Regions from separate parts of the Homo sapiens genome. Here region 2 is linked to region 1. The links are chromatin contacts, found by Hi-C or POLR2A ChIA-PET in ENCODE. All regions are on one chromosome and are shown on one strand. The core of a region is the stretch at or near the end of the contact, and the rest is flanking DNA. Distances in the headings are between cores, read along the strand shown. Region 1 overlaps PPM1H (protein phosphatase, Mg2+/Mn2+ dependent 1H). Region 2 overlaps PPM1H (protein phosphatase, Mg2+/Mn2+ dependent 1H).

The links. A loop is a pair of places that touch in the nucleus more often than their neighbours do. ChIA-PET counts read pairs that join two places held with the same protein, here RNA polymerase II (POLR2A). Pooled maps may share reads with other maps.
Region 2: a map of endothelial cell of umbilical vein shows a loop between it and region 1 (2.3-fold over the local background). The contact joins two enhancer-like sites. A Hi-C loop is called at or near these places in 7 of 168 maps with a recorded cell type or tissue (Caco-2, HepG2, Right ventricle myocardium inferior and 4 more) and 5 of 50 pooled maps. POLR2A ChIA-PET finds 5 or more read pairs at or near these places in 5 of 52 experiments (CD8-positive, alpha-beta T cell, Caco-2, H1 and 2 more).

What each region holds. Positions count from the first base shown.
Region 1 is chr12:62,865,107-62,868,158 of GRCh38, reverse strand. All of the region lies in intron 1 of PPM1H (protein phosphatase, Mg2+/Mn2+ dependent 1H), which reads left to right. All of the region lies in intron 2 of LOC105369795 (a long non-coding RNA gene), which reads right to left. Among named protein-coding and RNA genes, the nearest start is that of PPM1H, 69 kb to the left of the region's middle. RefSeq lists an enhancer at 1,560-2,389. Within about 2 kb of position 1,723, at least 6 of the 41 ENCODE cell types and tissues checked have a DNase peak (open chromatin) inside an H3K27ac peak, as active enhancers do; they include endothelial cell of umbilical vein, where a contact is called at or near this core.
Region 2 is chr12:62,901,891-62,904,655 of GRCh38, reverse strand. The region is part of intron 1 of PPM1H (protein phosphatase, Mg2+/Mn2+ dependent 1H); the gene reads left to right. Among named protein-coding and RNA genes, the nearest start is that of PPM1H, 32 kb to the left of the region's middle. Within about 2 kb of position 1,360, at least 2 of the 41 ENCODE cell types and tissues checked have a DNase peak (open chromatin) inside an H3K27ac peak, as active enhancers do; they include endothelial cell of umbilical vein, where a contact is called at or near this core.

The DNA.
Region 1 (3,052 bases), core at 474-2,973:
CTGCTTTCAATCCTTGGTAGCACACTGCAGGTTTAGGACAAGCCAGGGGAGGAGGGCAGTTATCATGCATTTGGCAGCCTTTTGGTAACCTACACTGCTCTCAACCTTGTCGAAGTCCCACAGTCCTATTACATCTTGTTAGACATGGTGAGACACTGAGACGATAGTGACAAAATGAAAAACATAACCAACCCTCTGGAAGCACCCCAGAACGTAATATGGGCATTTACACCAGCTGCTGTGATGCCCATGAAAAGGCAATGCATTTTGCTCCTAACACTGGTTTTTGGGCATCATAAGCAAATTCCAAAAGAACATTTGCTTTCTTTGCTGGATAAATGTACTCATAAGTCAAGACCATCCTGGCTAACACGGTGAAACCCCGTTTCTACTAAAAATACAGAAAAAAAAAAAATAGCCAGGTGTGGTGGCAGGCACCTGTAGTCCCAGCTATTTGGGAGGCTGAGGCAGGAGAATGGCGTGAATCCGGGAGGCGGAGCTTGCAGTGAGCCGAGATCGCGCCACTGCACTCCAGCCTGGGTGACAGAGTGAGACTCTGTCTCAAAAAAAAAAAAAAAAAAAAAAAAAAAAAAATAGTGCTCATAAGATGTATTTCAGGAGAGGAAGCTACTTTAAAGTCATTGTATCAGCTATGATGAGATCCTAGCGTGTTTTGTTTCCCTGCGGTTATATTTAGCACTAATATGGGTCTATGGGAGGAGGCAGGAAGGTGAATTCAGAAGGAAAGTAGGTAAGAGGGCAAAACAATCAAAGGGGAAAGTTTAAAGATACAAAGTTTGAAGGACCATTGCTCTGGTGTAAAATAGAATTTTCAGCACTTCTAATGTGCAGTAAGTGACTGATAAAGTAAATGACTGATTATCTGAAGTGAGGACCATGGAGATAAAGGCATTGAAGCTATGACTTAGCATTAGATTAGCACAGACAGATGAAAGTGTCAGCCAAATTTAATGCTCCAAATCCAGATCCTGTATTAATAATAAACTCTTCATAATCAGGAGACAGGTTACAAATTACCATGCACTGTCTTAAGTTCTGTAAGCATTCGAGGATCAACTCAGCTTTTTGGTACATTTTTCTGGGTTGTGAATGAGCCACAGGAAAGGCTGGAACTGGAGGTATTTCTTGAATAAACATTTGTGGAATGCCTGCTGTATGTGAAACCTTGAGGCAGGAGGGGGAAAGCATGGGGTGTGGGGTGGAAGGGAGCAGGGTAGAGAAATACTGATTAAGACTGGCCTTGAAGGAGCTCATCCCTAGGGATGAGCGTCATGGACTCAATTCTAAGTGACAGAATGGAGAAAGGGGAACAGTGCTGTACTAGTTATCTATTGCTGTACAGGTTATCCCAGTCTCAGTGGCCTAAAACAAGTATTTATTATGTCACACTGTTTCTGTGGGTCAGGAATCTGGGAGCGGCTTATCTGGGTATTTCTGGCTCAGCCTCTCATGAGGTTCCCATCCTGATATTAGCTGGAGTCATAGGCATCTGAAGATTTGACTGGTGCTGGAGGATCCTATCTGAAATGGCTCACTCCTGTGGTTGGCCAGTTAGTGCTAGTTTTTGGTAGGAAACCTCAGTTCTTTGCCGTGTGCCCTCATGACATAGTAGCTGACTTCCTCGTGGTGAATGATCCAAAAGAGCAAAGAGGAAGCCTTGATGTCTTTTACCACCTGTTTACACACTCTTCCTGCCACCATATTTTATAAACTAGATGCAAGTCATTAAGTCTTGCCCACACTTAGGAGGGAGGGAATTAGGCTTCACTTTTTGAAGGGATGGATGTCAAGGAATTTGTGAACAGGCTTTAAAACCACCAGAGGGGATAAGTGTAGATGTCAGGAAGTACCAAAGTCAGTGCTCCAAACCCTAGTCCTGGAGGAACTGGACAGGCTCTTTACCTCCCAGTGGGATAGCAAGACATCAAAAGGACAGGGTCGGGGAGCCCTGCTGAGATCAAGGGACACAGGAAGAAGAGAGTAAAAAAACAGCTTGACACAAGTCTCTTGGCTTTCCCTCTTCGCAGTTTCTTACTCCAATGACACCCCTCCCACATCTGACATAACTAGACTGCTTGGAAGAGAATGCTTGGAGTTCACCACAGACGTTGGCTTGTATAAATGCATGCTGAGAAAAAGCTCTTTTGCTGAGCTGGAAGTTTAGGGAATTTATAAACTGAGCTGGGACCCAATAGTCGCTGTGGCTACTTATGCATTAAGTGGTTACTACTGGTCAAGAACAATTTGGGTGTTTAACTGGGTCTTATAGGGAGTCTGAAAAATATACTTTTTAATATTCTCTTTACCTAGAAAGAGAAACCTGTTAGAAGTGAGCCCTTTAGGCCAGGCATGGTGGCTCAGGCCTGTAATCCCAGCACTGTGGGAGGCCAAGGCAGGTGGATCATTTGATCCCAGGGTTCGAGACCAGCCTGGGCAACATGGCAAAACCCCATCTCTACTAGAAATAAAAAAAATTAGCAGGACGTGGTGGCACATGCCTGTAGTCCCAGCTACTCAGGAGGCTGAGACATGAGAATAGCTTGAGCCCGGGAGACGGAGGTTAAGTGAGACCTTTAATAATCTAGAAGAGATTTTAAAAAAATGACAAAGGGCCAGAAAAAATGATCCAGAGAGAATACAGTTGGAATTCAAGTGAGGGTGAAGTTCCTAGTGGGAAGGTTTGAGAGCAGGGAGGTCAAAACTAGGAGCTGAACCCTGAAGGGCATGTGGAGACTAGAGAGACAGAGGAGGGGAGGATATTACAGACAGTGACGGTGATGGGGTGGAGGGAAGGAACCACATGAATAAATGTGTCTCTGGATGGCAGTTTGTGGGATGGTTGGAAGCCAGCTGCTTGGACAGAGAGTTATTCTGGGGAGCTGAGGAGATCTGGTGACGTCTTTCTGAAAAGCTTGGACCAGATCCTTGTCAGGCTACTAAATAAAATGAAAGGACACCTTCTTAGGAGGGGCTTCTTTGCAATCCCTCCCTAGTGACAGACATAGTCTTCACTCTTAATTGGAGAGAATGA
Region 2 (2,765 bases), core at 111-2,610, 37 kb before region 1:
CCTGCCTTTACTTTCATTGCCTGGCATCTGACAGCAATCCTTTTGCCCATATCTCATAACAAAACATATGGCACCGTTCTGTCTACTGGTCAGTTTCTTCGTTTCTTAGAAGGGCCCATGAAGCCGTCGGGTGCAGCATTGTAAGAAAATATGGCATTGTGTTCACTGATCTATAAGAAATATTTACAGGGAGTTCGAGGTCAGCCTGGGCAATATGGAGAAAGCCCATCTCTACAAAAAATAAAAGAAAATTAGCCAAGCATCATGATGTGTGCCTACGGTCCCTGCTACTCAGAGGCTGAGGTGGGAGGATTGCTTGAGCCTGGGAGGTGGAGGTTGCAGTGAGCCAAGATCATGCCACTGCACTCCAGCCTGGGCAACAGAGTGAGACTCTTTCTCAAAGAAAAAAAAAAATTTATGAAGAACTAATTTTGTACCCCACAGCTCTGTTTGTGGGCCTTTTTGTTACTAGATTACTTTTTTGTTTTAATGCTTTATGTAATGTAGCCTTTTTGAAGGCTTCTTCAATGGTATCTCGGTTCCCTACAAGAAATACCAACAGTGAATGTAATTCCTTTGAAGTGAAGGCAATATGACAGCCTTAACCATTTCGACTTCGTATTACGTTTCTCTATCCTGTTCTTTTTATGGTATGAGGTTTCATCAGTCACTAAGATTTGCTATTACAGGGTGACTCTAAAAAAATAAATCGACCCTTTCAGAAATGTATTACCCATTAATTAGATTAAATATGAACATCAGTGTACACCAAATTTTGCAGCTGCCTTTCTATTTCTCAGTTCTCTTCTAGAAACTGAAGCCTCCCTTACAAATATATTTTGACTGAATGTTCATATATAACCTAGTTATTGAATAACATTTATTGAAATGTTCAATTCTTTTAGACCCCCACCCCACTCCCCCACCCCATGGCAACTAGACACAGTACTGGTTACTTAGTACACATAAGGTTTGCAAATCTTAAGTAAAGTTGATTATTCGTGTCTTATGTTTTCTGCCATTGAAGGAATTGGCGGTGGGTGGATATTTTCCATGATTTTCTGTCTGAGTGTATCTAAAATCACAGAGTTCTTGTGCTCAGTGGTTAAGGGACACCTGGCCCTCAGGCCTAGTTGTTACTTAACCAGAATTAATTTTATTCATCATTGTTATTTTCCTGTCCCTTCCTTCAAATATCACAAAAGCATTAAAATATGGAGGATGAGATTGCATCGCGGGTGGAAGTCTTAAAATAACATTTCAGGGTATTTCTGGACGGTGCATGTGCTTGACTTCCTGTTGCTTTGTCTTTAGCCAAGCTCTGTGTTCTCCTTTTAGAGTTTTTGCCACTGACACGCTTCCACCCCTTCACCAGCTGTTTTATCTTAATCTTAAAAGCATTAAAGAAGCTTTCAGACTTGATGTGGATGGAGGCATGTCTAAAGAAATGAACTGCACCAGCTACTTCAAATGGGAAAAACTTGGAATCTGGTAATGTCTGAATGCAGTGGCCATAAAGCTGGACTCTTGCCAGTGTATTATATTTTCTGTCCATGTGTCTCAGGAGGGGGTGACAACTCACATAGTGAGTTGTCCATATTGGGCAATATAATTGTGTCCTCCAAAAACCAGCAATTTGAGTACTACCTTAGTACCTTGTAAAAAAGCAGTGATCAAATACTTAGTCTAGTGGTATTAGTTCAACCCATTTGATGGGGCAGTATTCCATTTGCCATAGGAGATAGGCCTGTATGATTGCCTAAACTGTGGCTGGATGTTTCAAATCACAAGTGGGCCCTCCATCTAGAGTAGGGCCTCACTGCAACTATTTCCACTATCTTTCTTAGTACTACTCATAATTATTACAGTCATGAGAGCCTCAACCTATTATTGAGTCCTTCAGTATATGCCAGGCATTGGGCCAAGGGTTATACATGTATTATTTTAATTAATCCTTGAAGTAATTCAAAGTCAGGATTGTCACCATGTAGAAGAAGAATGGACCCTTAGAGATTAAATGACTTGTCCAAGGCCTCAGCCAACAAGGGGAAGAGTCAGGATTTTGACTCAGGTAGGCTACCCCCAGGGGCGGGGGGACCCCATGAGAGCCTTATCAGGCTGTGCTGAAGAAGGCTGAGTCCTGGGATCCAGAGCTTTGTCTGGAAAATGTTCCAGTGTTGGGCAGTCACAAACAGTGCTAAAGTATCTCAACTTTGTAAACTGTTTTAAAAATCCTAAATTTTTTTAAAAAGCTTTTATTTTTATTATTTTTTTATTTTATTATTATTATTATTATTATTTTGAGTTGGAGTCTTGCTCTTTTGCCCAGGCTGCAGTGCAATGGTGCGATCTCGGCTCACTGCAACCTCCGCCTCCCGGGTTTAAGTGATTCTCCTGCCTCAGCTTCCCAAGTAGCTGGGATGCCCACCACCACGACCGGCTAATTTTTGTATTTTTAGTAGAGACGGGGTTTCGCCATGTTGGACAGGCTGGTCTCGAACTCCTGACCTCGTGATCTGCCCACCTCAGTGTCCCAAAGTGCTGGGATTACAGGCATGGGCCACCGCGCCTGGCCAAAAAGCTTTTATTTTAAAGTGTTTCATATATTGGTTAGTCATCCCTCTGAATCGGTTTTAGAGGAACCCTTTAAAGTAGGCAAACCATGTTTCAGATGGATTATTTCGTATTTGTTTTCTGTTTTATTATCCCATTTTATTCTAATCTTAGAAGCTAATGTCAGAAGTAGTAGCTGGTAGAACTTGAAG